Regions from separate parts of the Mus musculus genome. Here region 1 is linked to region 2. The links are chromatin loops, found by intact Hi-C in ENCODE. Cell type or tissue: left cerebral cortex. All regions are shown on one strand. Links, peaks and the distances in the headings refer to the core of each region. The heading gives the core; the rest is flanking DNA.

Region 1 (16,137 bases), core at 5,020-13,019, 49 kb after region 2:
TAGATCTCATTACAGATGGTTGTGAGCCACCATGTGGTTGCTTGGATTTGAACTTAGGACCTTCAGAGGAGCAGTCAGTGCTCTTAACCACTGAGCCATCTCTCCAGCTCCGGAAAATGTGTTCTTGTAAGAAAGTCAGAACCCAGTGGACCAAGATCAGCTGAGCACTCAGATAAGTATTTGTGAGACTGCATGGCATCATCAGACCAAGTATGAGTGGACACTGGAAAAACTGAAGCCAAAACTCAAATTCAGAACCCTGGATCATATTCCAGTGACCACGGAAGCTTCAACTTGTGGTCATGTGTAACTTCAGACCATTGCATGAAAGATAGGCAGTTGTCAGGAGAAAGTTAGCCTGTGAATGAAAGTAGGTTCCCCTCCTCCTTGTTTCCCAGGGAAATGGCTGTGCAAAGAGAGCCCCAATGCCATGCCATGGGTGAGGGTAGGGAACATATACAAGGCTGCTACCTCATACAGAGAGGAAATTTTCAGGAGGGAACAGCATGGTAGGTGTGGACAACTCTGAACTGTGAAGCAACAACCCCTCAAATTTCTTTTCCAGAAGCAAAACTAGGCAATTCCTAAAGCCACCCAGGGAATGCTTCCACCTGTATGAGTACTGCTTGTCCACAAAAAGGCCGACAGTGCCGAAGAAGTTGAGGAGGACCACTTGGCCTTTGATGCTAGGATACGCCCAGAAAACATGCGTGTCTTCCCCAAAAGCATGACTCCAGAGACACAGACTGTAAATAGCATGTTGGAAGATTGTAGAACCTTCTTGATGAAGTTGTTAAAGGTCTGAATGGGCCACTCACAGTTTTGGATTGGAGTTTAATGTATTTGGAGGGGAAGTAAAACCCTTGGATGATATTTGCAATTATGGTTTGTTTGTTTGTTTGTTTTTGCTAATGCCAAGGGTCCCCCCACAGAAGTAGCAGAATTTAAGCTTAAAATATCTATTCAAGTAAGTCACATCCTCAGGACATAGAGGAAACAGGAAATCCTGTGTGTCTGTGCTTCCAGGAACTGAAGCAGCACTCCTAGGTAGAATAGAGTCACAGACATCATTACTGTGTAGAAGGAGACAAAACTGGCAAGACATGGAAGATTCTGGTATGGAGGCTCGGGAGACAATTTCATCAGTGATGTGCTTGCTATACATACATGATGACAAGAGTTTGGAGAGCCACTGTCCATGTCAGAAGCCTATCAGGATGTCATCTGCTTGTAATTCCAGAGCTGGGAGGGTAGACATGGAAGGATCCCTGGAGTTCACTGGCTGGCCAGCCTACCTGCATTGAGATCTGGGTTCAATGAGAAGCCTTGACTCAGAAAATCCAAGTGGAGAGTGATTAAGGAGGGCAACTAACATCACACACACAGACACATGTGCACACACATGTACACATGAGCACACACATGTACACATACACACATGTACATGTATATGTTTACACGCATGCACATGCACAAACACACACAGGCACACACAGACATACACATGTGTGCACATGTGCACACACAATGCACACAGTATGTTCATACACACTCACACGCACATGCATACCTGGGCATACACACATGCATGCACACACATGCACGCACACAGATACACATAGAGCTATAGATAGGTCCAGGGATCTGTCCTTCCATAGTCACTGTGTGATCGTTTCTCAGTCCCAAGAGATTGTCTCTCAGTGGTTCAAGTGGAGTAACTGAGCAAAACCCTCAGCTTACATTTGGCTAGAGAAGAGAAGACTCGCCTCATCTACCAGTTACCACAAAACCTGTACTTTAGGCCAGTGCATTCTGTCTTTACCCAGATATAACTATAGGTGTAACTATTTGGTCCCCTAACTGCTGAAATTCCCCAGGGAACATGGAAGAGACTGAGATTGAAGAGATTTGGGTTCTGGCCCCAATTTAGACCCTCTCCAGCCTTTAGATGTTGGGCCAAGACACTCAATTCTGAACTTTGCTGTTTTTCTTTAACCTGCTTTATTAGTCAGGGTTATCTAGAGTCACAGGTCATATGGAATGAGTGAATATATATATGTATATGTATAAGTATAAGTATATGTATATGTATATTCTTATAGGCTGCAGTCCAACTAATCTAAACAATGGCTGGCCATGAATGGAAAGCCCAGGAATCTAGTAGTTGCTTGGGTCTCAGCTGGTCTTCTGTGTGTGCTGGAATCCTGGAGAAGTAGGCTCCAATGCCAAGGAAGGGATGCAGTGCTAACAAGGGGAAGGCAAGCAGGCAAAGAGCAAAAGCTTCCTTCTTGTCCTTATGTAGGCTGCCAGAGAAGGTGTGGCCCAGATTAAAGGTGTGTCTTCCCGCCTTAAGATCTACATCAAAAGCCTTTGTCTTCCAGCCTCACAATTTGGATGACAGGTGTGCTCTCCATTTCTGGATTATAGTCTATTTCAGGTATAGTCAAGTTGACAACCAAGAATCTGATCTGCTAAAGATACAATCTAGCCTCATGGTGTATCTGGTATAAGAACTAACTAGACGAGCATGAAAATCTCAAGATGCCAAAGGAGTGGCAGGCAGAGCTAGAACTTTCTCAGCACACCAGCATTTCACCAGATTTTGACATTTGTGTTTATAGCCACATTGCCCTCCATCCACTAGAGATTGGACTTTATATTCTCAGAGATTCTCTTGCCCCCCGTGTGATTGGGAAGAGTTCGGCATGGCTTGTGTTTTGATTCCATGATGCTGTTGATGCAGGCAATGAGCCTCCCCCACAGGCTTCTGAATTTTGCTTCTGGTAGAAGAATGAGAAGATGTGGTTCCAGCCTCAAGAGCTAGTGCTCACTGATGGTACAGTTCAATATTTGTATTCCTGCCTAGGACACAGAGTTCAGACCATGGACCCTGGGCCAAATCACAATACACAATGTCTGACTTCGCAGCGATAAGCTATTTCATCTCATCTATCTGGGGTGAGGGATCCCTACAGTTATTAAGGACTTTTTAGGGGCTAGCCTCGTGATGAGTATTTTAAATTTTTGACTTCTCTTTATCTTGTCTGCAATCCTCATTTAATGAAAAAAGAAGGGGCAAGGTTCCTAAGGCCTCAGAGCTTTGCCCAGTGTTGGTGGGCCCCATGTTTGCTGAAGACTCAGTCTAGTTTCTTTCCTTAGCTCTAGAAGACAGCAAACGTCTGGGCAAGAGGACCTCCTCCTGTGCTAAACATGCTGGTCCTTTATGATAACAGTTCTGACGTCAGTGTCCTTTTTAAAGTGAGAGCTGTAAAAACTAGCTCTATGTATTTACTTCTACTCTAAAGTGAAGGCCACGTTTTGTTAACCATAGCAGCCTTACTTACCTCTGGGAAATGGGAATGGCTACCCATAATATGCATCCCATGGCCACTAGGCCATGCCAGCTCACTGTGGGATTTGCAAGTCTTTCCTGGTAGTTCTAAACCAAGAATAATTTTTAGATAGTCCATTGGGAACCACGGCCTGTTCATAGTGGCTACTGACCCAGTGTCTATTACTTGAATAGCTTATAATTTTAGCTGGATATACACATACTAATAGAGGCTCAAACTTTGGGGCTGGAGATATGACTTAGCAATGAAGAACACCTGTGTTCTTGCAGAGGATCCAGGCCCAATTCTCAGCACCTACATGGTGGCTCTCAACTCCATAACTCTAGCTCCAGGGGATCCAGTGCCCTCTTCTGACCTAAGCAGGCACCAGGCATGCACATGGTACACAAACAAACACTCATATACATAAATTTTTTTTAAAAATCTTTAAAAAAAGACTCAAACTTCCATAAGGCTTGGAGTGGAGCATGGTATTTGTTGGAAGTGTGACTATTCAGGCATTAGTGAGTGTGATGGGTTCAAGTTCCAGGCTCTGTACTTCTAGGAAGGATGTTAATCAGCTCAACATCATCTCCTCCTCCTCTTCCTCTTCCTCTTCCTCCTTCTCAGTGTGTGGATGCAATGGTCTCTTGGTAGAAGGATGTCCTCTTCCCTCTTCTTCTTCCCCCTGATCGTGTGCATGCATTCGGTGGGAAGCCATCATGGGCCTCAGGGATGGCAGAGCTACAGCACAGAAGTGTCAAGTCATCGTCGCAGTCTGAGCTCCCAAGGAAAGAACCGCCTTGCCTAACCTCCTGTTACCTTGGTTCATACTTTGGGACTCATTCCCTTCTTTTTTTACCAGTAGCCTGTCCTGTATTCTCACCAGCACAGCCACAGCAATAAGCTGATGGTGAGCTGCTGTCACACTTTAATTAAACCGCTCCATGGTCAAGACATCTGTAATCGCATTTAGTGTGTGAGTGGGGACTCAGGATGGTGATGCCATCTGTAGCTTTGAGCTTGGCCCACCCACATACCAGCCACGTGGCCATGTATTATTGCTCTCATCTTCCTTGGCTGTACTCAGGGCTCCTTCCTGGCTCATCCTGCTGTTACCAGGGACATCAAAGTTCCCTCTTATTGGTTCTTAATTCTGTTAATAGAAGAATCTAAAAACTAACTCAGGGGAAAGTTTTGAGGACTGTCTTATTAGTGTGTGAAAGAAAAGCTCCAGGGCAAGCAGGCTGTAAGTCTCAGTAGCCACCAGGTAGAGATGGAGAAGAGGAAGGTAGAAGGCCATACCTTTAAGAGATAGGGTCCAAGAAAGCCAGTGTGTTCAGCAGTGGATGTCAGTAAGCAGATGCCTGCACCGTGGCAGCGGGGGCTTCAGAGAATAAGTGCAAAAGCCCAGACAGCCAGGAAACACATGCTTAGATCTTTGGCTGGTGTCCAAGTTAGAACACCAGAGTTAGAGATCAGAAAAGAAGGCAGGTTCAGCAGTGCTGCATGAGTGGTACTCTGCAAGCTGCTGCATAAAGGGAATGGCTTCTGGGAAATGCAGCACATGATCTCGTTAAGGGTATAATTATTCCTCCCAATCTCCTTAGCATGTCTTCATGGTGAATCAGCCTTCCTGAGGGGTGTTCTCTGGACCAGGTGATTGACAGACCCCGATGGATTGACTCCTAAGAAGGAGACAATAGCACATGATATTCTGACCTGGGGCACATCAGAATGTTATGTCTCCACGCAGGGTCAGAGGTAGAACTCAGAGTCCATTCTTTTGACTTGGAGGAATTAACTGTTACTAAATGTCTCAACAAAGCCCAGAACCTCCATGTTTTCACACTTGCCATTTCACTTCTAGTAAAGCTTGTCCTTATAGCATCCTCAGGGTAATAAGAGGCGGAGTCTATGTGGATTATAAGGGAGAGCTCCATTCTCAGTGGCCTCCAAGCCTGCTAGGTCCTGTACCGCTACCCTTTCCTGATCTATTGTCCAAGATGTTAAATCACAAAACAAGCCTCTCTCATGCTTCAACACATTCTCTGATTGCCCATTCCCTTTGGAGCCATTTATAAACTCTAAAGTGGCCAATGTGACCTCAGATTAACCCATGACTTTAGATTAACGCCCCCTCTCTGCTCAGGGCATCCCAAATACAGTGACCTTCATTTCTTTATTCTGCTTCTAGACAACAGAAACATTTTCTTGCTCTAGTCTGGCACTACTGCTAAGTCTGCCCACAGCTCTTGACAAGCATGGCTCCTTCTTGTCCTCTTGATTTCTACTGTCTTCCAAGAGGCCTTTCTTGACCTTCCCAAGCTAAAGTAGAACTCCCTGCCCTCATAGCCTGTGTAGCTGTACACCAACAAACCTGACCTTCTCAGCATTTACCCCAAATGTAATGATTGGTATACATCCTGGTTTTCTAACTTGATATAATGAGTGTGTGTTTGTGTGTGTGTGTGTGTGTGTGTGTGTGTCTTATCAGACTGGTTTATAGGGTGTGGTCTAGGTAGTCCAATAATGGCTGTCTCATCCTGGAGACACTGAGATTGTAAGTGTTGAGTTCATGCAGTTGGATGTCACTGCAGTCCCAATCTAGCACTGGAGGCCTAGAGAATTTCTGGATTGCTGCTGGCCTTCAGTCTATACTGAAGTCCTGAAGAAGTGGGTTCTAGTGAAGGCATGCCTCAGCAACAAGACAGATGAACTTGCCAGCGAGAGTAAGGGCAGCAACAAAAATGCAAAAACATGCAGGCTTTCTCAGCTTACACTTAAGGCTGGAAAGTCCCAAGGACTTTCTGTGTATATGTGTGTGTATGTCTATGTATCCATGTGTCCGTGTGTCTGTGTGTGTCTGTGTGTGTGTGTGTGTGTGTGTGTGTGTGTGTGTCCGTGTGTCCGTGTGTCCGTGTGTGTGTGTGTGTGTGTGTGTCCGTGTGTCCGTGTGTGTGTGTATGAAGGTAAACTTATATAGGCCAGAAGTTTTAACAGGTGTCCTGCCCACTCCCTCTGTGAACATCACTCCAGCCGTCTCAGTGCGGCTGCCCCATAGCCTCTTTCCAGGTGCATGGAAGAGCAGCCAGTGTCTCCCCCATGCACACCCCCATGCTGTCTACTGGGAAACATTAATTGCAGGGAGAAATATCCCATTTTCCTCCTGTTTCCCATCAAGTGGGTAATTAGGTGCTGGTGTGTGTATATTTGAACTTGCCAAATTAATATCTGAACTTTATTGTGCTGACCCTTTTAAGTTAGTTTTTTTTTAAATAAGTCACCAGTTTTGAAGGACTATCCTTTTTTTAGATCATGTATAAGAAATCTATCATCTGCAAATAATTAGACAGTGGGAATGATATTGTATTGCTAATGAGCAGATGTGCATGCTTGCAGGGAGGGAACAAACAGCTGCACACACACAAAATGGAAAAGTGGCTCAAACCCAGCATTACAGATTCTGAGAGGGGTTTCATTCTTTAAAGAATTTCAGGGAACAGAGAAAAATGAAACAAAGAATCTGGTATTTTTTTCATTATTAATTCTTCTCTCAAGTGTGCTTCCCCCGCATAGCACCATCATACATGTGCACAGCATCGCTGCTGTTTGCACTCTCGAGTGTCCCTTTCAGAGAATGCTTATATGGAACAGGTTTGCTCGGCCTTTCCTCCAAACTGATTGAAGGACTCAGTGGGTAGCATTCCCATGCTGACCACGGTGCTTGGGAGCGTATGCATGTAAAATCCTATTGGATTCTTAAAGGAACCTGTGAAAGTTAGACCCATTCTGCAGATGGACAGACTGCCCCAGTGAAGCAAGAGGATTTGCCTGGAGCCTACTAGTACATTACCATTATGTGACAAAGATGGAATTTGTTCCCCTGGGCTCAGTTCCAAGCCTTGTGTTCCTCCTCTGGGAAGGCACGTGATTCCATATTGTTAAGTGATGATTTCAGAGAGCAGGAAGCATGACCTGTGGTGACTGGAACCAGCTGCACACTTGCCAGTGTCTGTGAACTCCTGCGGTGTCCGTTACAATTTCATACACGCTGTTAAGGATTAGCGAGAGGAAGATAATTGGGCTTTTGGAAACATTCAGAGGAATCACACACATTTTACATCATCATTTAGAATCTGAAAATTTTTACACTCCAGCAATAAAATATGAAGTCAGAAGAACTACTACACTTCAAACGAGAGTCCTAAATTAGGAAAGGGAGATCAGAGCTGAGATCATTGGTGGGAACTGGAGTTCCTAGACTCTAATAATGTCAGGCTGGGCTGTTCCATTCAGCTCACAAATTAAAAACGATTTAGGATGTTGGATTGAACATTTAGAATGCACTGAGATCATCACATGCAACAGCCGACAGATTGTAAGGAACGACCAGATTAAGAAGAAAGGAAGCAGGAGCAAGACAGGCAGAAGAAGACGGGAGACGCCCATGTTCTGAGAGAATTCTCCAGCACCATAAAATGTGGGTTTGGGGGTCCTTACCAATGGCATCAAAGGTGTGAGCACCTCAGAGCCCTGAACATATGAAGCATTGCATTGTACCTAAAAATGGCCTGCCCTTCCAGTCATACACAGAGCATACCCTAAGCCAGAAAAAAGATTAGTGTGGCTAAAGGGTTTAAAATCATATAGATTAGAATTCTCTTACCACCATTGCATTCTACTGGAAACCAGTAGCAGAAAGTTATCCAGAAAAGTTCTCTTATGTTAAAAAGAAAATTTAATTTCTAACTATCTTAGTATTTTAGTTTGCATGTGAAATTTCCCCACAAGCTCGTATATTTAAACACTTGGCCCCCAGCTGGTGGTGCTGTTTTGGGGTTGTGGGGCCTTTAGGAGGTGAGGGTTATGAGGAGGAAGTGGCCCACTGTGGGGCAGGTCTTGAGGCTTACAGTGGGATCCTGCTTCTCGTCCAGTCTCTGCTCCCTGCTGTCCAGTGAGCTAAGCAAGCAGAATCGAAAGTTCTGCCACTGTGCCTTTCTCCACTTCATGGCACCATATCCCTCAAACCATTAGCCAAAATAAATCCCCTTTAAGTTGCTTCTCACTGTGCTGACAAGAAAAATCACTAGCAAACCTAGTTATTAAGGCTAAATCATGAACAAAATTAGAAAATGCTTTAATTAGGCAATGATTAGGGTACTATATATATATCCAAGTTCACAGGGCATGGCTAAACAGATCGTAAACCCATCTGTGAGAAGACAGAAGGGCATCCATCTCAAGATGCAAGAAAACCAACCACAAAGTAATCTCAAATGGTAGGAAAGAGATCATTAAGAACATAAACCAATGATGTGGAGTTCAAACCACAGCAGAGGAGACATGAAAGCCAAGACTTCCTATATGTATATTCAACTGGTTAACTGTTAGAATAGTTGATCAACAACAACAGAACAAACAAAAGAATAAAACAGGGCCGAGAATCCCAGTATGAAGAATAAAAACATGGAATCTCAATACAAACACTGGACATACTGCCAGACTCAGAGGACACCTGCAGCAATGAACTTGAGACAAAAAGTTACATTGAAAATAAACCCCTTAAAAAATAGGGCCCAACAGAATGAAACAACCCTGGGATCCTTAGAGAAACTGAATCCATACTTGATAAGATCACATGCTTCAATGAGTTTTACCAACATTTACTAGGGAAATAGTTGCCGGCTTGTGGGATGCCTTCCAAGGGCTGAAGAGAACGGAATCTTGATACCCACATCTGAGCACAGGAGAAAGCAAGATCACAGTACAGTCTCACCTAGGAGAATGTTTGCAGAAATCCCCAGTGGGCTGTTAGCCAACTGAGATTGGTGGCATCTTGAGACAGGATCCATGACCAAGTGGATTCCAGAGCACATGGTTCAGCAGTTCAGCATTAACCGAGAAAACCGAACAGGGTGTTTCCTGGACAGATGAAAAGAAAAACACGGCTACTGGTATGCAACACAAGTTAGTATTCATAAATGAGAAAAGCATGGGAAAGAGTCTGTACAAAGACTCACTGGGTGCACATGCGCTACTGAACAGTGCACTACTCAGAAACTGCAGCGTGTTGGAGCAACTACTGTAGTTTTGTTTGTTTTTATGTGTTTTGCTTGTTTATTCATTTCTTACTCCCTCTGTAGCCCAGGGCAACCTGGAACTCATTATCATGTAGCACATGCTGGTGTCAAACTCACAAGTGTTGCCGTTAGCGATGTACACTCTGTTACAGCCTCTAATCTGCCTTGTACTGGCATGGGTAGGGATCCTCCTTCAGACCTAAGTTAAGGAGAGAAGCAAAGGGAATGACTGAGGAATGCTCACTTCTCCCCAGCTCTCTGGGATTTCCTCTTCTTCTAGTGGTCAAGTGACTGAGTTCTGACCAATGGAATATGGCAAAAAGACATCTGCCACTTCCAGTCTTAACTCCTAAAACTCCAGCCTAGCCCCTGAGCTCTAAAAGTGGGAAGCAACTTGAGTAGGGAAGCAACCTACCAAAGAGACATCAGCCTCCACCAAGCTAGGCCCCCTAGGCACTCAGGGGGCAGGAGGGGTTAGCAGCCCTTTTTACTAAATGAACTTTGCATGAGCAAAAGATAAACGATTAGGTTCATCCCTGAGAATTTCAGATAGAGGTTCCTTGAGGGTGAGTGTCGTTAATGAATCTCTAATTGTGTTCACTTAGCCATGGGGCAGCTGGAAGATCCAGTAATGAACGGACTTCGCTTAGACTTCCTCTTAGATTATTTTGTAAATTTAGTATAAACCCCAGTGAAAACCTACAGTCCTGCTGCTGTGCTGTTGCTATTCTTGCTCTCTCCTCCTCCACCCCCTTCTCCTTCAGACTTAAAAAAAAAAAAGATTCCCATGTATTTATAAAAGCAAATGTTTTCTTATATAACAACAAGAACACAGGAACTTTTTTCTTCTGCAAGTCTTGACTCATTGTGAACCTCACCAGTTAAGCTGCAGTGCATTTGATGTGGGGAAAGATAAACAGACAGTGCAGGGGAGCAAAGTAAGATGTGGATGTGCCGGAGGACAGAGCTACCACACCACCCGCTTCGCCCACTACTGGGGAGAGGGCTTTTTAGTTAATAAAGACGCCTTTTTGTTGTTTGTTTGTTGTTTTGTCTTTCCAGATCCTTAGGAGGGAGAATCTGCCTCATGCCATGCACAAAAATTAGTACCTTGTACATTTAAGACCTAAGAGCAAAGGTAAAATATGCAGGACTTCCAGGTGAATGACTTCACTATAGTGTGGGGTCTGGAAGTGATTCCTATAAAAGACACTAAAAGTGATAACCAAAAAAAAGGCAAAATAAGTTTGATAAATTCGTCCTTCTCAAAATTTTGGCTTATCATAAATCATTGTGGGGGCTGGAGTAATTACTAAGCAGTTTAGAGCACTGGCTGCTCTTACAAAGGACCCAGGTTCAATTCCCAGTACATCATGGTGTCTCACAACCATCTGTAACTCTAGCTGCAAAGGATCTACACCTTCTGGTTGCTGAAGGCACCATACAGACACCAGGTGTACATGAAGGTAAACACTCCTACACATAAATTAAATATAAATAAAAATTGAGCAAACTAACCCATTGTAAAAAAAATGCCAAGAGTAATGAGATTATATCTGATAGTGGATTTATATCAGGAATATTTAAAATATATGAAAAAGGCTTTTTTTTAGAAACACAGATTGCTGCAAAGGAATGTGGCCAAGGTATTTAAATAGCAGTGGGGAAGCATAAAATTAAAAACATCATTATCAATTGGGAAAATACAAATTAAAATCAAGTGAGACTGCATCATGGACCAAGCCAACCGACAGAAAGTGGACTATCAGACATGGGAACATCTATGAACTGAAAGAAAGAGGACTATTAGACATGAGAACATCCATGAACTGGTAGGTTCTCAAAGCTTCCAGACTCTGGGTAGAGCAACATGGACTTTGTAAAGCAGGGCCATGGCTCCAAAGAGTGACTCACATGTAGTTACATCAAAGACATGCGAACCTCAGCCAAAAGCTCCAATTCTAGGTATGTACCCATAAGAACATCATGTATGTGCATAGCTGAGAGCATGTTGAGAATGTCCTTTGCAGTCCCGGGCTGCTCACAGGCTCATCACAGGATGAATGCATCCATTGTGGGTGGGTGTTCACTTGAGAGATGTTCTGAAACCATCAAATGAAGAAAATGGGAGATTGAAACCACTGTATAGCTTTGTTCTGTATAAATTTCAAAAACAGGCCAAACTAAGTTAGAAGGCATTGTCATCAATAGGGACACACAGGCGCACAATGGTACTCCGTTTCTTTATGTTGGTGGTCTTTATCTGAGCATCCACTCCTTGGTAATAAATAATGATACGGTCATGTAACTGTACCATTGAAGTGTACACTTGAATACACTTGAATAACTCATGTACTGTGTCTTATGTACTTTTAGTACATGTGTATATATGCATTATATACTTTTCTGTATTGAATCTTAGTTTCGATTTCTGTTGTTGTGTTAAACTAATAGGATAAAAGCAACTTAAGGGAGAAAGAGCTTATTTTTGTCACAGTCCAAGGTGCAGTCCATCATGACAGAGAAAGCAGTGGGATAGCTCGAAGTAGCTGTCAGACTCCATTTATAGTCAGCAATAGAGATGATATAATGGATGCTCATGCACAGTTCACTTTCTCCATTTTATGCCACTTGTTTATGCTTGGTGTTTATTTTGTAAACATCCTTAAAAAGTCTCACTGATGGTCTGTGTTGGTCTATGGTGGTCACTGATGGTCTGTGTTGGTCTGCAGTGATCACTGATGATCTGTGTTGGTCTGCAGTGATCACTGATGGTCTGTGCTGGTCTGTAGTGATCACTGATGGTCTGTGTTGGTCTATGGTGGTCACTGATGGTCTGTGTTGGTCTGCAGTGATCACTGATGGTCTGTGTTGGCCTGTGGTGATCACTGATGGTCTGTGTTGGCTTGTGATGATCACTGATGGTCTGTGCTGGTCTATGGTGGTCACTGATGGTCTGTGCTGGTCTGTGATGATCACTGATGGTCTGTGCTTATATTACACGTGACCACCACTGTGCCCAGCTTTTTCGGTGGGTGCTAGAGATGGAACCTAGGTTCTCATGCTAGTGCAGCAAGCACTTTATTGACTGAGCCATCTTACCAGGCTTTGTTAGTTATTTTGATGGCCTCTCTACTTCCCTCTTGATAAAACAAGGGCTATCCATTCATTCTCTCATTTTAAATTTAAAATGAGCTGTCAGCTAAAATTGACAAAATTAATTTTCCATTCAGGTAAAGTGAGACTGTTCAATATTCATGGGATTCATCTCAGACACCTGAGAAAAAGGCCAGGTGTGGCAAGAAGAGCTCTTGGATTGCAGTAAGAAGCCGTGTGTCACTGTGAGGGAGAGAGGCTTGTGACCTGGTGGAGAAGGCTGGAACACTAGGAAGATCCTGTTTTCCAGCCCCAGAAAGGAGGCAATGCTGGAATGAGCCGTGTGAGCCATGGTCTTCTGTGTCACTGTGACGTGCAGGCTTTCAGTGCCATCTCTGTGGAGACAAACCAGTGGGTCAGTTCATAAGCAAAGAGAATACCAGCTTCCCATTTGTGGGAAATGACTGCAGTTCTGGGACATTTATCAGCAGTTTTACTTTTCATTGAGATAGATTTTTAGATAAGCAACTGGAGGTGTTCAGAATTTTGTAGATAGAGCCATAGCTTCTGTGGTGGTTGGAATATGCTTGGCCCAGGGAGTGACACTATTAGGAGATGTGGCCTTGTTGGAATGGGTGTCGCTGTGGCTTTGTTATGTCACTGTGAGGATGGGTTTTGAGATCTTCCTCCTAGCTGATTGGAGGTCAGGCTTCTCCCATTTGCCTTCAGAACAAGATGTAGAACTCTCAGCTCCTCCATTGCCATTCCTGCCTGGATGCTGTCATGGTTTCTGCCATGATGATAATAGATTGAACCTCTGAGCCGGTAAACTATCCCCAATTAAATGTTGTCCTTTATAAAAGTTGCCTTGGCCATGGTGTGTCTTCAATGTAATGGAAACCCTAACTAAGGCAGAAGTTGGTACCAGGAATGGAGTATTGCTATGATAGGCCTGACCATACTTTTGTTTGGAGGAATGTGGATTTTGGGACTTTGGAAATTAGTAGAATGCTTTAATTGGGGCTAGCTTAGGTTCAAAGGTTCAGTCCGTTATCATCAAGGCAGGAAGCATGGCAGCATCCAGGCAGGCATGATGCTGGAGAAGCTGAGAGCTCTACATCTTGATCTGACTGCAACCAGTATAAAACTGGCTCCCACACAGCTAGGAGGAGAGCCTCAAGGTTACACCTACTTCAACAAGCCACACTTCCTAATAGTGCCACTCCCTGGACCAAGCATATTCAAATGACCACAGCTTCCGAGCCCCTTCATATGATAAGAGTTAACCACAGAACACAGATGCACCATCCTAAGTGGGACCAGGTGGTATATAGGACTATGGGCATTCTCTGAGAGTGGCAGAATGCAAGCAGCAATAGCATGCAAAGGTGGGCTGCAAATCAGTTTGAATGAGAACAGAATTAATGACTAGCATAGAGTCCATTAGCTTCCTTGATGCAGAGCCTGAGGCAGGGGATAAGTCACTGGTGCCTGTGACTGGGGAAGGACAGACGGGTAGAGGGGAGAACCTATAAGCAAATAAGAGAAGTAGAGAGGGGAGGAGAAGCCGAGGGAGGATATAGTCTCAGGAGAGGTCTTGGCCCCTTGGATAGAGTTCAGGAAGTTGAGGAGGTGCAGCCATGTGACCAAGTTCTGGCCATTGAGATATAATTAATGGTGCAGAGCAAAGCTTCTAGGAAGACTGTTTAAAGATGGAAGAAGTCAGGGTGGGCTGGAGGCTCAGCAGGTGAAGACATCTGCCATGCAAGCCTGGAGACCTGAGTTTGATCCCTGAAGCCCACATAAAGGTGACTCCAAAAAGCTGTCCTCTGTCTTTCACACATGCACCATGGCATGTACCTACCCACCTATACACATCACACACACACACACACACACACACACACACACACACAGACAGTAGTAATAATAAATAAATAAATAAATAAATAAATAAATAAATAAATAAATAAATAAAAGAGGTAGTAGGTGATAGTCTTGTCCATCCACTTTTCTCTCCATCACTTTTCTCTCCCTTATCTTGGTCTACACTTTGGCCTTGGTGATTACAAGTCCAGAAGATGATGTTTGTTTTTGAGCGTGGAGCCATGTGCTAAAAATAATTGTGTGAAAAGAAACCCGAGTTCCTGGTGACCATGAAGCCACAGGTTCCCAGCTTGGTAAAGCTTCACTTCTTTAACTGATAAAAGAAGCACAAGTCAGTCTTGCTACATCATCTTTGTCTTCATCCCTGGTAGCATCAGTGCTGTTCCCATGGACACCGTGAGACGGGACAGGCCCCTAGAGATTCTTGGGCAGTGTGATAGCCACCCTGGTCACCAGCAAGGACAGGGTGATACGTCAGTGCTCCTCCTTTATCCTGCCCAGATTTTTAAATAAGCAAAAAAGACCTATTATGATTTTCTTTATACAGTTGAGAGACTTATATCTAAACTGTATACATAATCATTTTAATTTTTACTTACTACAAGACTGTTGTTTTATATTTTAAATATCACTTGAAATGCTGCCTTGGAACATTAAGTCCTAAATGGATGTCTTCATCAACCCCCTCCCCTCAGGGCTCAGAGAACTATTTGGAAAAGGAAGCAGTAGGATTGTAAGGGCCAACGCAAAGGAACAGTGTTTTCCAGACACAATAGGACTGACACACTTATGAATACACAGAGACTGTGGCAGCATGCACAGGGCCTACACAGGTTCAAGGCAGATGGGGATCCAGTGCTAAGAGGAGAAAGTGGACATGCGCTCCCATTCATAACCAGGAAATTACCTTCAATTGACAACCACTTGCCGAGGAGACATTATTTTCCTACAGTGGAATCTCTCACTGAGTATACAAGCCACACTCAAGGGCAGCCCTGTACCCAGCAGGAGATGCTGAAAGAAAATGAGCTCAAGGATATTTTTGTAGATTTTTTTTGTCCTCTTTTGCTTTGTTTGAGCATTTTTTTAAAAAAGTCTTACTTATCTTCTGCTTATATATTATGGTTTGCAATTTGTGTTTGTTATGGGTCTTGAATTTGCACATCTGTATTTGTGTGTATGTGTGTGGTGCCGTTTCTTTGTTTTATCATTCTTTTTAAAAATTCGCCTGTTAGTTTTCAAAAGCCAGAGATAGAACGCACCGAGTTGAATTTGTGGGGAGGTGAGGATCTGGAAGGAAATGAGGGAGGCGGGAAGCAACATCAGAATATATCCTCTGAAAAAAAATATTTTCAGTTAAAAATGCTGTTTGACAAAAACACATTTTTAAAAACCTTGTATTCTCTTGAATTCAGACAAAGTCAGCACGCAACGTGTATGTATGTGAGATTTTAAAATAATAATAAAAAGTTAAAAGTGTAAATTAAGACAAAGCCACCCTAGTGACCACGGAACTTAGTGACTACAAACCCAGATATGAGCATGGAGGACTCCTATCCTTCCCCTGCTCCTACCCTTCTAAGGCTATCACCTCTTCCCACTCCTCCACTCAGCTGCCTGGGCCATGAAGGCAGTATACAATGATATCAGAAGTCACGCTCCATTAGTGTAAAGGAATATGTCTCAACCAGAAGCAGTTTTGCAACCCAGGGGACATGTAGTAGTGCGTAGAGATACTC
Region 2 (16,137 bases), core at 3,479-11,478:
ATCAGGTGTCCTGTCCTATCGTTTTCTGCCTCGTCTCCTTGAGTCGGGGGCTCTCCCTGAATCTAGAGCTCATTAAACATGCTAGACCAGCAAACCCCAGTCTCCACTTGTCTCTGCTCTAAGGTGCTGGCCTGATAGGTGTGCTCAGCTGTGCTCAGCATTGACATGCATGCTGGGAACCGGAGCTCAGGTCCTTATCCGTGTACCATTAGGGCTTTTACTCACTGAACCGTCTCTCCAGTTCCCTGATTTCTTATTGAAAATAAAATTATCTCAGGGCTGGGAGCTGGCTCAGTGGATAAAGGTGCTTGCCACCAAGCCCAACAGCCTGAGTCCTAGGAGTGCATGTGGAGGAGAAAGAAAGCCAACTCACACAAGTTGCCCTGTGGCCTCCAGAGGAGGTGCATGCCCGACAGGAGTTAAATAAGTGCATGCAAAAATATTTTAAAAGGAAAATATTTCACATCAGATGTGTCTTAGAAAATCTGGGACTTGGGCTGTCTATCACTGTACTCCTTGTCTATAGGGACACCGAATGGCATAGGTGTAGGTGTAGGTCAGTGTGTGGCTTGGCAGGCTCAGTCAGCCTCTGCCTATACATCTGGCCTGACACCCGCACCTCTCCTTCCTCTCACCTCCTCTGGGCTCTTATGGATCTTCTTCACTCCTTCTCCAAGTACCTGCTAGCATTTGCCCGGAGCTCCAGAGCTCCAGCTGGGCATTAAACCAGCCTTTCTCCATGCGTGTAAAGCACTCGGTGTGCCTTTTTAGTTCAAGGTAATTTCTGCAGTGTTTGGGTGGAGATGCGAGGCTGCAGTTCTGCCATGAGTTAATGGCTCCATTCTTCAAAGGCGGGAGGGGCTTGGGCACAGCTCCTCAAGTAATGGAAGACTCCCCCTCAATCCCTCTCAGACTGCATTCACTCTCTCAGTGCATAGTCAGCCTCATTGTAGCGTTGTCAATGCCAGTCAAGGAAAATTACCAAGTTATTGACACGTCTCCCCACACGCAAGAATCCTGGTGTTTGCTCCTTGCAACAAGCAATTTGATGGCTTTTTGTGCCCCTTATTTGAGACATAAAATTGGGCCCTGAACTTGTCACAGATAGAATGAAAACGCTTTTCTCTTTCAAACAAACAAGGAGAAAGAAAGCTCAGAGGCTAGGGAGCCTCGCCCCTCACTTGTAACTCTGACCCGGTGTACCAGCTCCTCAGTGAGTAGCCCCATTGCCCAGATGACTGGAGCATAGGTAGAGGAGAGAGATACAGTTTTGTTTGTTCTAAACCTAGTCACCCCTAACAATAAGCTTGGCTTCTTAACAAGTGCCATCCCTCTGGGCTGTCATTATCTTGGGCACGGGTCATGGTCACATCACAGCATTTCAGGCCTGGAAGAGGTTTGAACCAACAACTAGTCCTGTGGTTTTCCAAGTGGGTGACTACAGCATCAGGCTCCAAAAAGCTGCTGTGAGGTCTCCACCCACAGTGAAGTCTGTTCCCTAAATGGATTCGCATCTGCTACAGACAAATGGTTACAGTTTGACTCTAGCTCTATGTTGGAGTCCTGTTGGATATTCTGTTTAAAATGGCTCTTTAAAATGACCAGAGCCCACAGGACTCCTTGTTTTGTTAGTTGAGAGAACTGAGGCTGAGAGACAGTAAGTGATTTAACAGTGAGATTGATGGAGAGAGGTTGATGCTCACTTGGTTTTCCAGATCACAGCCTTGCTGAGGCCTGAGAGGGTTTTGTTTTGTTTTGTTTTGTTTTGTTTTGTTTTGTTTTGTTTTGTTTTGTTTTTATAACGTCCTGTTCAGGTGAGGCTCTAGGGTGGAGGGTCTGTCAAGTTTGACATGTTAAGAGCTTAAGGCATTGTTATTTTTGTTAGTCGGTCTTTGCCCATCTTTCTGTTAGGATGGATTCCCCTCTCCCTACAATGTGTGGTAGGCATTCTCCCTTGTCTGTGTGGGATACATACCAAGGCCCCCATAGATGCTGGAAGCTATAGGCAATATTGAAACCTGCACGCATGTTGTCATTCAAACCACAGCCCCCATCTTAAAGAGAATAAGAATTTATTCTGGAGCCACAGTGAGCGACCATGACCTAGAAACACAGGTTTATGTTACTCCAAATCCCATGGTTTTATGTGGAAGCAGTTTCATGGGGTGTTTTGTAGTTTCACAGAACAAAGACAGTCATAAATCAAGACAATTTTTAAATGCATTGGTTGGCACATCAGAGAGGCAGGTACAGGAAGATGGGAGAGCTATCTTACAGGCCCAAGATGTTATCTGATGACATTTTTAACTCTTGGATTGGTGGAAGCTTGTGCTCTGCTAAGTTAATAGGTTCTATGAGGTTTTTATTTATTATCGTGAAGTGTTAGTTCAGAAACAGAGCTGGCTGTTACACAAGGCTACAAGTAGCCCAGGATAAAGTAATTAGCCTTCAAACTTACAAAACTCCCAATCTCTGTCCAGTACTGACATTCCCATCAGTCTTGCAGATGCAGATGCTCTTTCCAGGCGTTTTTTTTTTGCACAGCCAGACATAGCTTCTTTTCAGAACTTTTCATTTACATGAGCCATGCTTTCCAAATACAGGTGGCGAAATTCAATTTATACATTAGAAACAGCAAGAGAGAAACACCTCAAAACAGGGCCCTCATGACAAAATAGTATAGAAAGTTAAGTGAATGAGGGCTCCCAGGTACTCTCCTTCCCTCCCTCCCTCCCTCCTCTCCTTCCCCCTCCCCCATCATCTACTCACCCTCCTTGCGATTCTCTTCTCCTCCACTCATCTTATTACAATCCCTCTGCCACCAACTGTACTACTTGCCTTCCTTCCTCTTCTTGAGCCTGAGAAACAAACCACTGGTGAATGCCGTGGGTCCAGCGTTTCTGGACTTCCCATGGACAATGTTCCTGACCAGGGGGAGGCTTTCATGCTAGCTGTTATAGCTAGAAATAGAGCGGAGGGCCTGACAGAGAAGAGATTGAGGGGTATGCCCTCCTTGTGCCACGTTTTCAACCCCACCTTTTCCCAGCTGGCGCCTGCCTGCTCAGCCTGAGCCCTTGATCTGGAACTGTCTGTCTCCCTCACATGAGCCCCTGACCTGGAACTGTCTGTCTGTCTCCCTCACATGAGCCCCTGACCTGGAACTCTCTCCCTCCCAGCTGCTTCAGCTTTGGAGCCCAGACAAAGCCACTGCGCTAAGTGAAACCCGCCTTCCCTCTATGCTGCAGAGTCCAAGCATGTTCTTGTCATTCCCATGTCCTTCTTCCATGGACTCTGACAAAGTCATGTCAGAGATATGGCTCCACCACACCTAAGGTCCCCAAAGCTGAAACAAAATTGATCTACTCTCCTCACAGAGTTTACTAGATATATTTAGTTTGTTAGAATGCTTGAACCCAGCATGAATATCATAGAGGAGGAGAATTTTCTTATAATTTCAAAGAACTGAAGGCTGGCACACACTATTCAGGAGGTACCAGGCTGCTGCTGCCCTTGGGTGACAAGGGAGACCCATTGCAGAGATAGCAATTATGCATCCCTCCTCTGACCTTGAGATTTTGACCTTTTTGACTGGTTTGGTTAGTTGACCCACCTCTTTCTTTGAACAACTTAAATCCTTGCTAGGGCACAGGTCAGAGGTCAACAGGCCAGCAGACTTAGTCAAGCATGTCTTCTACTTGTATATCACTGAAAGTACCACCCAGATGAGCTGTTGGAAAACAGCTCACTGATGGAGCCTTTATAACCCATCCAGACTGGATGGGGGAGCTGTTCACTCATTGTCTCAGGATTATATCCTCAAAGATTTAAAAGGAAGATTAAAAGGAAGCTGCTAGGTTAAGCAGTTCTTAAAATGTAATTGCAAAAGCCACTGATGGATAGGCCTGCCCTGAAATTTTCACATGACATATAACGGAGCCATAATATGTAATATGAGAAGATAACCTTACTGTGGCAGGGGCCAGCTTCTCTGGCAATTTTATGTGATGAACTGGGTCTTAATTACTTCCAAATGACTAACAGATTTGTACAGTCCTAGAATAAGGTTTCCTTGTTGATGTCCTCTATAAGTTATATTAAAAATAAATATCTGGGTCGATGACTACCCCACCTACTGAGCAAAAATCACCGAAGAGACTCTGGCAAACACTTGGTGGTCACCCCTATGCCAGGGAAACACCTAGGCAGCTGAGTGGCCCCCAGAGGGGTCACTGCCATTTACTAGTTTCTACTTCTCAACAGCCTGGAATCAGTTATAATCAGCTGCAGATAAGCTTCACCTCATGTGCTTCAGCCGCTAACCTACTAATGAAAGCAGTCAATTTTATTTTACAAGTAAACTAGAGTTTTGAAAACTGCCTGACGAACGTAGCCAGGGCTCTGGAGCCACTTAGATGACCCTGATTCATAGAAATGGGAATGTTATTTTTCTTTGGTTAGTCGGCTCGTCTCTACTGTTTCTTAAACATTGTGTGTACCTGTGTGTACCCAAGCATGTTTCTGCATGTACGCGGAGGCCAGAGGAGACAGCCTTGGGTGTCATTAGGCACCATTTACCTCACTTGAGACAGTCTCTCTTGTCAATGTGGTTAACGGTCATCAAGCCCAGTGGATCTCTCTTTCCTGTGTCTCTGAATGCTGGGATCACGAGTATGTGCCACCATGGCCAGCCTGTTCACATGGGTTCTGTGGCTTGAACTCATGGCCTCAGGCGTTTGTGCGCAGCTCTTTACCAATTGAGTGCCCTCTCATTTTTCATCCCCCGGGTGAGTTTTTAAAGTTAGAGGAAATATCAGAATCTTTCCTATAGATGATCATTTTACTTGTTAGCCAACTACGAAACTCTGTCCAAGATGCACCAGCTGGAAGATGGGTCTTTCTTCCACCATCCTTGTTATCCTGTTTTCAGTTGCTTTCTGAGGGTTCTGTCAGTTAGCGCAGGGCCAGATACCACCATACTCTGGGCTGAAATGCTGGGGGCCAGAAGGCCTTCTGCACAGCAGTACTCACCAGAACCCCATATTCAGTGCTTTCAAACAGGAGGCAGGCAGAGAGCAAACATCGCAGCACACTGAGAGGGTTGCCCATGAGCAGCCCTGTTTGCGTGATTTCCAGGTCTGTCACACAAGTGGTCTGATCTTCACTGGCCCCATATGTGAGCCTATTTCCTTTGAAGCTGTGCTCACTGATCATCCTGGAGGTAGAGAGCTGCCAACCACTGTGATACAGTGATGTCCTCTGTGGACCTGCCTTGCCCTGGGAGGATTGACAGAAGTGCCTGAAGCTGAGGATCTTTTGTGTACAAGGAAAGACAACCACCACCACCACCACCCCAACCTGTCTCACTCTGGCTCAATTTGATAGTTTGAAATGTTTCAGGGACAGGTACTTGTTCCCACTGAGACAGGTTTTTAAATGGACAAAGCCACATACTGGAAGCTTAAGTTGGTGGAGTGGAGTGCAGGAAGATCCAGAAGAATTGGGGGTTTATCTTCCAATTTTTTTTTAATTAATAAACTTTTGTTTTTCAAACAGTTGAAGGTTCATAGCAAAATTGAACAGGAAGTATAGAGGCTTCCTGTGTGCTCTCTGCCTTCACACACCTACAAGCACCCCATTTTCCACATCCTGCTCCAGAAGGCTGCACGCGTTGCCATGGATACGTCTGCCCAGACAGGCTACTTTAAGCTTCGTCTCCAAGCCACACATTTTGTAGGTTAGATAAATGTGTAACAGCTTATCCCACCATGGCGGCATGGCACTGGATGGTTTCAGAGCCCTGAAAACCTGGGCTTTGTCTGCTTAGCTCCCTCCCCTCCTCCTTGACAACCACCAAACCACACTTGCTCCTATCTCCATGGGCTCGCCTTTTCCAGATTATTCTAAAGATGGAAGCACCAGCACGCAGCACACAGCCTTTTCAGACTGGCTTCTTTTACTTAAGGATAGGCACTGGGAGCTCCTTGGTGCTGCCAGGATTTTCATCCTTGGTTAATGATGGAGGAGCACCCAGCTCACTGTGGGTGACACCATCCCTGGGCAGTTGGGCCTGGACCATATAAGAAGGTGATCTGAACAAGCTATGGGGAACAAGCCAGTGGACACTGCTTCTCCCTGGTCTCTGTTTTTAGTTCCCTGCCTCCAGGTTCCTTCCCAACTTCCTTCAGTGATAGATGGTTACCTGAAAGTAAGATAAAATAAATGCTTTCTTCTCCCAAGTTGTTTTTGGTCAGTGTTTTTGGTCATAGCAACAGAGGAATAAACTATGACATCCTCCATGAATTTTCAGTTAACACCCCCTTTTCAGTGGTGAATACTATTTCATTTTCTGTGGCTTATTTATCCATCATATGATATCACTGGCCATATGAACATGCTATCTTCATTTCTGTTGCCTACAATGTAGCAACATACTTTTATTACCTAATTTGATTTTTAAAGCTTCTGATGGATAAGCCCCCAAGGTCCTGATATGAGCCAAAAATATTATCCCATGGGAACTCTGTTTCTTCCATAGGGCAGGCCTATGGAACTCCTTCCTTCATCCCAGATATCTAGAGTTAATCTCTCTGTTGTATAGTCTCATCCTATATTTATAGAAACTTTATAAACAGTTTCCAAAGCCTGGATACAATGTGGGAGAAAGGCAGCTGTGCCTCCTCCCTCTGACTGGTTTCTCAAGACTGATGAGAGATAGAGTCCCATTGGGAAGGTGACTCACTTGGTCTAGAAATAATCTCTCAAACCTAAGACATCATCTTGTTCCTCCAGCTGCACATGCAGTACAGCAGAGCCATGAGATGTTACCAGCTCATTCAGGTGGCTTTTGCACATGAACTTGAAAAGAGAATGATGACTTCATTTGGTGTTTCCCACGAGCCAGGCCTCACTGCAAGTCACCCCACCCCAGCAGCTTCTTCAGTTCTTACAACAGCTCGGTAGGTGAAGGACGAACACTAGCTAGTGTGGTCACCAGGAACATGAATGCAGGACAGTGTCCATCTAGACTACGTGATCAACAAGTGATAGGCTAGAATTGGTACCCTCCCATCTACTGCAGGGTCTTTACTTAGCATCTTTCTGTATTTCTCTTAAAGAGACTGAGAAAGTACAAGTGGGTACTGTGAAAAGAACTCCATGGTTGGTTAAAAGTGTTTCTCCCTCTCCCACAAAAACCAAAACAGCCAAACACATTGACTGCTTGACTGGGCGGGTTGGGAAGCAGGAGTAGTTACCAGTAAAGGGTCCTCCCATTGGCTGTCATTTCCCTGGGGTTGTGCCATGTCCTTTCATCTCTCCCATAACACCTAGCACAGGGCCTCACATGCCCTAGGCCCCTCTCTACTGTGTATTGGGCATCTGTTAATACCCACATGCATTCAACAGGGCAGTGCCCAAGGGTCCAGTTGGGAAGACAGGGTGGTAACTTGTACACATACTTTTAAAGCCCAGGCCTTCAGTGATACTTCCTAAGTATGGAACCAACCAAACAAAGAAAGACAAACAGAAAATAGCTTGAGAAGAGTCTAGGGATCTGAGTCATGAGCAAGAAGGGGCAAGGACTTCCTGGTGACTTAAGAGAAATATAGAAGAGGCCAGGCTTGCCTGCGATGGCTCCTAGTGCTTGGCCTGAATGACCTGTGGTGGGATATCTCCTACCTCGAGAGGACAGCAGTGGTACTCATCTGTCTGCTGCCAGGGATCCCATGAGCCTAGTGCAACCTTTGTGGGACATAGGGTTTCATACTGGGAAAGATGAAGGGATTCAAGATTGCAGCACTCAATGCTCTGTCAGCTTTTGCTCTGCCTGCCTCAATCCCTGCTGTGAGCCCTCCCTGGTCACTGCTCCTTTTTTTTTTTTTTTTTTTTTTTTTTTTGGCCTTGGTTGGGCACGTGCCTTTTGATAAAGAGAAGCTCCAGGTCTGGGGGCCCTGCCTGCTTTGAGTCTGTACCACATGCCAAAGGGGCGCATACAGATGAGGTATGAGGTTCATCTCCCAGTGTGGACTGAAAATAAATGACAGTGACAAATGGTTGTGCCATAGTGTAAGCTCCTTCCAAAGACATGGCAGGGCTGAGAGTTGTGTGCAGGCAGGCTTGGGATACAGAAGGTTCACTCTGTGATTTGGACCAGTTACCACAGAGTAAAAGCTCCTTCGGATGAAGAATCGCACTTGTCAAGTCAAAGTATGTCCCCACTGTGCCTGAGCTATGAATGGTGGCTCTGAAAGGGCATGTCTCTAAATTACTGCCCACTCAGCATCCTTAATGTCCATTTAGGACAGGTACAGATGCTTTTAAAGATTAGCCGTGTATTCATCAGGTATTGTGGTGACATGGAGGGGCCAGTTTCTGCCTTCAAGAAGGTGTCCATACTTTAACTAACAAGTTTTCAGAGCACACATGGGTTTGCAGGGAAATGAAGCACAAAGTGGTTGAATAGATTTCCCATGATACCCAACCCCTCCCGACACTTGCACACTTATTCCCTGCTAACACTTGGCACTGTTGTGGAAACTTGTTTTCACTGATGGAATAACACCAGTATGTTACTATTAGTTACTGTCCCTGGTTTACATCAGGGACACTCTTGTGTATATGTGTGTGTGGTGGGTGTCTGCAATCTATGAGCTTTGACCAGCATATAAGAGAATTATTTACCATTGAAATGCCATAACACATAGTGCCCCTGTTGTAGAATGTCCTGTATCTCTATTTATGTCCAGCCCCACGACTTTTGTGACCACTGAGTGACTCCTTGTTATGTTCTGGATTTTGGCTTGTTGTTAGACACATAGTAGTGTCTCCTTGTTTTGCTTTACAACTCTCGACTGCTGTGATCTGGAGTGTCTTTCTCTGTGCGTTTTTGATCTATAGATCTTCCTACCAGAAGAAGACCAGAGTGGCTCTAGAGATGTGGTTTTCAGTCCTTCAAAGGAGGCTTTTTATTTCCAAACTACTGAAGTATTATCTTGTATGTCTTGCTCACTTGTATTGGTCTGACACTGGCTTGTACACTTGGCTTTCTCCCCCCTTCATTTATTTGCTAATACTCTGCTGTTTTCTTAGTGGATCATAGACAGTTTCCCTGACTTCACACTCTCTCTATTCCCTAGCCTTTCCATTTGTTCTCATTATGTACAGACAGAAGTGAGCGACTTGTATCCCAGACTACCACAGTCAACCGTACATACGTCATACATGTATACCACTCAGAGAACCATGGAAATACATGGCCCAGTTCTTTTTTTATAACACATTCAGTGATAGAATAATAAGGTCATTAAGGGCAATCAGCATTTTATTCCATCCTTGATTATATTCCTGATTATAGTTTGTTGTCTTTCTTAATATGAAATATGAAGCATGTCTCTTCCACCTTTGATGAATACCAGCATGGTCCTGGGCTGCAGTGGGAAACCTTGTCCACAGCCTGATTGCGTATTGTTTACCCCACCCCCTCCCTGGTAGGGTAATCATGGCTCCTGACACTTCCTGGGAGGACACAGCACTTAATCACGTAATTATGTTTCTGGATGGCTGTCCTAAACGATGGGAAGCACACCCTGCCAGCAGCTCACGGACAGAGTTAATTTGGAGAGAGACAACTAGGCAGTGTAGACATGACTAGATTTTGCTTTTTTCTCGCTTGTCCTTCCATCAGGGCACTGGCCCGTGAGCAGAGTGTGACTCGGGCTGCAGGCTGCACTTTTCCAGGGATGAAGCTAGTTCAGTCATTCCTGAGAATTACGGAAGGGCTCAGTGTTCAACCTGACCTGTGCTCATGGCCACAGCTCTGCATAGCAACAGAGACCAATAGAAATGGACACTGGGCTCTGAGGATCAGGGTTGCATCCTGAAAGTCCCTAACACCTGCTAGGGGACCTAGACTGAGTCCTGTGGGGCCTCCTAGTATGCCTGCCTTATCTCGCAAACAAGGAAGAAGAGTATAATAGTGTGGCCTATTCAGTGCAGTGTTCCTACTAAGACCAAAGGGCCAGGCATTCCTCATCTATTCATTCAGAAGCATGGACTTGGACTTGTTCAGTGCTTCAAGTATTGATTGGTCTTCCCTCCTCCAGGAACCACCTCTACACCCCACATCCCTCGTCTACCCCATTCCTCTGGCAGGCTTTCTTTATGGCATTTACTACACTGCAGTGGCTCTTTCCTGCTGGAGTAGGAGTCTCTTCAAAGCCTTAGTGCCATGTAATAAACACTGGATGCATTAAACAAGCAAATGAATAGCTTCGAGGGTGAACCGGCAGCATCGTGTTAAAAGACTCCATGGCCTCATGGAGAAGACAGCATGCCTGTGAACTGCAATGAGCAATTCATTTATTCATTTTCAAACAAAATGAGGCACTTCATTCACATTTCATGAAGTCACTTTTATTGACTCTTAGGATATTTGAGTGCAATGTGTATTGCTGAAAACACGACTTCTAAAATGAGTAGAGGAGATATGGAGAGAATTTACTCCTGGGTCTGGCCATTATCCACTTGTAAGTCTTGGCTTCCTGTGATGCCCCACCCTCTCCTCCATAAAGTATGCTAGTCACTCAATCCACATGCTCACAGCACTGTTGGTTGCCTTCCTTACTCTAGTTCTTTCTGTGTTTGTCGAAGGTGCATGCATGTTCATGTGTGTAGGTGTGTGTAGGTCAGAAGACAACGTTGGGTATTAGCTTCAAGCACACTACCCATTGAGACAGGGTCTCTTATTGGCCTGGAGCTCATCAATTAGGTTAGACTAACTGGCCAGTGAGCCCCAGGGGCCTTCATGTCTCTGCTGTCCTAAAGCTGGGATTTCAAGCACAAGCTAGCATGGCTGGCATTTGTACATGGGTTTTAGGGGTTGTCAAATTTAGGTTCTCCAGCTTGCAAGGCAAGCATTTTACCAACTGAATCATTACTCTAGCCTGCCTGTCTGTCTATCTATCTATCTATCTATCTATCTATCTATCTATCTATATCTATCAAATCTATCACCTATCTATCTCCTCCCCCCCTTATCCTTTAGAGAAGGGCCTGATATGTAGTTAAATTCTCAGTAAACTATCATTACTAGGTTAAGCAGGTGCTCTACCAAGTTCTGCATGAAAAAGAAAAAGACAGTAATGCAGGTCTCAGAAGTGAGAACATCTCAGGTGCTTCTTTGCCACCACGGGATACTAATACAGTGTGGGGACCCAGTATTCCTTGTAAGAAAGACTACATGGCAGTTTCCTTTTCTCTTCTTTCTCCTTCCCCTTTTCCTCCCTTTCATTGTTTTAATTTTGACAGAACTCTGTAGTTCTGGCTGGCCTCAAACGGTCAATCCTCTTGCTTCCCCCTTCCAAGTGCTGATATTTCAGGTGTCTTAGTTAGGGTTTGTATTCCTGCACAAAACATCATGACCAAGAAACAAGTTGTAGAGGAAAGGGTTTATTCAGCTTACACTTCCACATTGCTGTTCCTCACCAAAGGAAGCCAGGACAGAAACTCACATAGGGCAGGAACCTGGAGGCAGGAACTGATGCAGAGACCATGGAGGGATGTTACTTACTGGCTTGGTTCCCCTGCCTTACTCAGCTTGCTTTCTTATAGAACCCAGGACTACCAGCCCAGGGATGGCACCACACACAATGGGCCCTCTTACCCTTGATCACTAATTGAGAAAATGGCTTACAGCTGGATTTCATGGAGGCATTTCCTCAAGGGAGGCTCCTTTCTCTGTGATAACTCCAGCTTGTGTCAAGTTGACACACAAAAGCAGCCTTTACAAGTGTGCAGTGCAATGCCCAGCTCATGCTGTGTTTTTAAACAAACTACACTGAGCCATCACATCCATCTCTATACACCTAGCGGAGCTCACCAACAGAAGAGAGTTGTTTCATGTTACCTTCCTAGAATCCAAGGATAATTCAGCTTCTAGCTGCTGAGACACAGTTTTACAGCGGTAACCTTCTCCCACCTCCTGGGACCCTTACTTTTAGTCTTCTGGAAGACATGCAGATTGGAACACAATGACTCTGAGCAGATAAGACATCCCCTGAAACCCACCTGCAGGCCGGCTCTCTGTTTTCAGCTGTCGTTTGTCTCCAGGTCTGAATACTTCTCCAGTGCCTGTATTGGCAGCTGAAAATGGAGTGCTAGCCAATGCCGGTACATTGTTACCGCAAAATGCAACTGGCCACCACACGTTGTGTTCAGATAATGGGCAAGAGGAGAATTTATCCAAACAATTGTGCTCAAAGAGACCACACTGCAGAGTGAGGCATTTAAATGGTTCCATTGTATGATTAGTCCTTTGTGGACTCTTCACTGGGAAGATAAAGGTTTAAAGGAATTCCATTTCTTAAAGAAACAGAACTTAGAATCAGAAATATGTTATGCTGTAAACCTGCCTCTTTAAAACCAAACCAAAACCGAAACCAACTGTATTACCAATGACTCCTGGATTGCTTTTTGTTGATTCTGTGAGGGTTTTGGTCACAGGACATACACAGTGTATGGAGACCAGGGATGGGTACTTAATGGAGTCAGTACGGTGGTGATGGGCATGGGTCCTAGAGACAGCAAGCATGGGAATCAGCTCACTCCCACTTTAGAGGAGAGTGTCTTCTCAGCTTCCTGGAGGCCTTGTTAAAAAGCATCAGAGCAGATTAAGTAGATTCATAGCACTGTGTCAGTGAAGGGAAGCGATGCTGGTTTTCTGGAACTGTACATTCCATAATATGATGTCGTTAGAAATATTTGTTTTGTTTTATATACCCATCTTTTAAAGTTTTAGTTATATTCCCACATTCTATTACAAGGAATAAAATAAAGTCCTAGACTTGATTGGTTATTTTGACCTTGAGATTTGAGCTGTGTTGTGTGTGTGTGTGAGGGGGGCGGATTAGGAGAGTTAGAAAGAGAAATAAATGGAAGGTGGGTGTGGTTATGTTTCATTGTATCCGTTATAAGATTCTCAAGAATAAACAAAAATTAATATAAAAATTAGCGTGCTGTGGTGGCTCATGCCTTTAATCCTAGCACTCAAGAGGTAGAGGCTGATGGTCTCTATGAATGTGAGACCAGCCTGGTTTACATAGTGAGTTTCAGGCCAGCCAGGACTATATAAAGAGGCCCTGTCTCAAAAAACAAATAAATAAAGTTCTCCCTGTTTCTTGCTTCTAGATAATGTACAGAGATGTGGAATCACCTGTAAAAGACAATGTGATATTGTGTGGGGGACTGTCAGGACGTCACATTTCTATTTATTAGAAACTGTCTCCTTTTGGAGGAATACAGGAAACAATCCATATTGGATGCATTGCCTTATGAATGTGATTAAATTTTAACCCAAGTTAATTATAGAGAGAATGGAAAAGGAAATTTACAGATTAGTGGTTGGCACCTTGGTGTTTATCACCTATGATACTGTCACAATGATGAAGGGGACAGTCACTACCAGCAAGTCAGGAGTTGTGAAGCCATATCAGAACAACTATGCTTCTAATATGGGCAGGATGCCAGGGAGGAGTCTATACAGGATTCTCTGATTTCATGAGCATCAACATGAGGGCTTGGCACAGCACACAACATTAGTTCATTCATGTGTGAAAAAGCAAGGGCCTGCCTCATTCCATAGTCTTTGGGATTTTCCTCAACAGGAGAGAGTTGGCCAGCAGGCCGAGGGACACAGTGTGGGAATCTTCAGCCGGGACTAGGTATCCAAGCTGAAAGGCAGGCTGGGTACCTGCCCACAGCCTGGCTGTGCCTCACACAAACACGGAATTGGCAAGAATCTCATCCGTCTCTGCAACAAAAGCCTGGGTCTATTTCAAATCCTCACTTTCCTGGCACACGATTTGCTTTGGCAGTAAATGACTTAAAGTCTGTCTGCAAGTTCCCTTTTTTCTCTACTCCACAGGGGAATAAAAGTTTTCATCCTTTTGAAGAATGCTCAAAACTTAGTAATAAAACTAACAACTTTTTGAAAGTAGGCAAATCCTCTGAATCAGGTCATCAGAGAAAACCCACAGATGCCATATAAGATTTTTTTTTGAGGTGTTCAACATCATTAGTTATCAGAAAAAAATGCAAATAAAAACCACATTTATCTGCTACTAGCATTCTTTTAAAATAGCTAAATTAAGGAAAATCACTGTCAGGAGAGGAGCTAGCTCTGTGGCTAAAGCATTTGCCCTACAAGTGTGAGAACCCAATTTGGATTCCCTAGCACCCAAGAAAAGCCTTACACAGTAGCTTGAGTCTATAATCAGAGCACCTCTAAGGTGAGATGGGAGGCCGAAACAGGAGAATCCCTGGGAGCTTGAGGGCAGCTAGCTTGGCATGCACAGCAGAGGACAATAAAGAGTACTAAAGACAGACAGAGAGGACTAACACCCAAGGTTGTCCCCTGCATTCTACGTTCATGTCGTGGCCCACACATATTCCTCAACATACTCACCCAACTAAAGATGAGAAAACAACTGTCAGCATTGAGAACCAAGGAGGATGCTGAGCTCCTGGGACTCCTGCTCTGCTGGTGGCAACACAGAACACCATGGCTATGTGGCAAAAAAGCACTTGGGAATATCACACAGAGTTTAATGTAAGCGAGTCATATGGCCTAGGAGGCCCACTCCTGTACCAAAGAGAAGGAAAAACTTAGGTTTACGTTAAAAACCCTATACAGGAATGTTGACAGTAACTATTTCTATAATAACCCCAAACTAGAAGTGGTTATAATAACCCCAACCTAAGTGGTTATCAAAAGGTGAATGTATAAGCAAATGATGTTACATCCATTCAGTGGAAAAACACTCAGCAAAATGGAGGACAAGGCACTGCTATGACAAAATGGGGAGTGGGGCTCAAAACAGTTATGCTTGGATACATTTTTCTGCAGGAAAAAAACAAACAAACAAACAAAAAGCACATGTTGCACTATTTAATTCCTAAAATGTAAAGTAGTCTATAGTTACAGTGATGGGAATACTCGAGCAAATCAGGGATGGGTCAGAAATTAGCACTGAAAGGTAGGGGTGGGGGTGTGAGGAAATCCCTGGGAGTGCCAGGCCTCTGTGTTCATTACTAAGGCTAAGTGAAGACTTCAAGGACAAGTGAATGGGTTATAACGTCACCGTTCCCTTTAAACATGCACGCACTATTGTATGGATGGTGTGTAGCTCCTGCATCCTATGGTTTTAATTCTCTGTCCACTGTTGGTGTAGTAATAATTGTTGAGTTGGAAACATCATTGTGTAGCAACCTCCAATGAAGTGGAGCCTTCAGGAGATGCTCACTCTGCAGAGAGCACTTGACAGACACTAGATCTCTAGATATTCGTCTCCGTTTCTTGCCCTGATGCTGAAAAAAAAAAATCCCTGACAGAAGCAACTCAAGAGGGAGCTGACCACTTAGTCTAGAAATAGAGGGAGTCTCTCTCTGTCTCTCTGTCTCTGTCTCTCTCTGTCTCTCTCTCTCTCTCTTCCTCCCTCCCTTCCTCCCTGTCTCTCTCTGTCTCTCTGTCTCCCTCCCTCCCTCTCTTTCCTCTCTCTCTCTCTCTCTCTCTCTCTCTCTCTCTCACACACACACACACACACACACACACACACATGTGGATGTTTGTACAAATGTCTGTAGTGTGTACTTATGTGACTACTATCCTGCTCTATCTCTGTCAGCCTTATTTCCTTAAGACAAGGTCTTTCCCTGAACCTGGATCAGAGGGCCCAGTGCTAACTGTGAGCTGGGGATTTGAACTCCTCATCATTCTTATAAGCAAGTGCTCTTGCCAGCTATGCCGTGTCCTTACCCTAAATGAAGCATCCTCAACTTAAGAGACAAAATAATGGAATATGAAGTGTGAGATACAGGATGGGAATTGACTGGGGTGGGGAACAACCCAAAAGTGCTTAGATGGCAGGAGTCATGGAATCGTGAATTGGACCAGAAGCTGCTGTTGTAAAGTACAGCTGCCAGCATTGTTAGATGAAGGAGTGGGGTTTATCCATGTACAAAGTAGCCTTAAATTTATATGAACAAGTTTAATACTTATCTTCAACTACATGTGACAATATTAAGAGACAGACACACCCAGGATAACTCTTGACTAAGATAACTCTTGATGGAGATACATTGATA

The links. A loop is a pair of places that touch in the nucleus more often than their neighbours do. Peaks named below come from ENCODE experiments on the same cell type or tissue, not always from the same donor. Only the 100,000 strongest peaks of a DNase experiment are listed, where the experiment ranks them.
Region 1: a loop joins it to region 2, with 2.1 times the contacts of the local background. A loop is called at or near these places in 3 of 42 quality-filtered maps.

The regions. Positions count from the first base shown.
Region 1 is chr14:64,214,215-64,230,351 of GRCm38, reverse strand. All of the region lies in intron 4 of Msra (methionine sulfoxide reductase A), which reads left to right. It overlaps Gm52132 (a long non-coding RNA gene), which reads right to left and starts at 14,425. Exons shown (of 3, transcript XR_003951180.1): 1 at 9,112-14,425; 2 at 7,189-7,386. In left cerebral cortex, for the core only: a CTCF peak has its summit at 8,160; DNase peaks (open chromatin) are centred at 7,325, 9,690, 10,195 and 11,266; H3K27ac peaks cover 7,402 bases.
Region 2 is chr14:64,261,873-64,278,009 of GRCm38, reverse strand. All of the region lies in intron 3 of Msra (methionine sulfoxide reductase A), which reads left to right. It overlaps Gm41176 (a long non-coding RNA gene), which reads right to left. Exons shown (of 5, transcript XR_001781294.2): 1 at 12,064-16,137; 2 at 5,029-5,274; 3 at 2,770-2,858. Among named protein-coding and RNA genes, the nearest start is that of Gm41176, 9.4 kb to the right of the region's middle. In left cerebral cortex, for the core only: no CTCF peak of the experiment used is centred there; DNase peaks (open chromatin) are centred at 5,707 and 6,760; H3K27ac peaks cover 7,452 bases.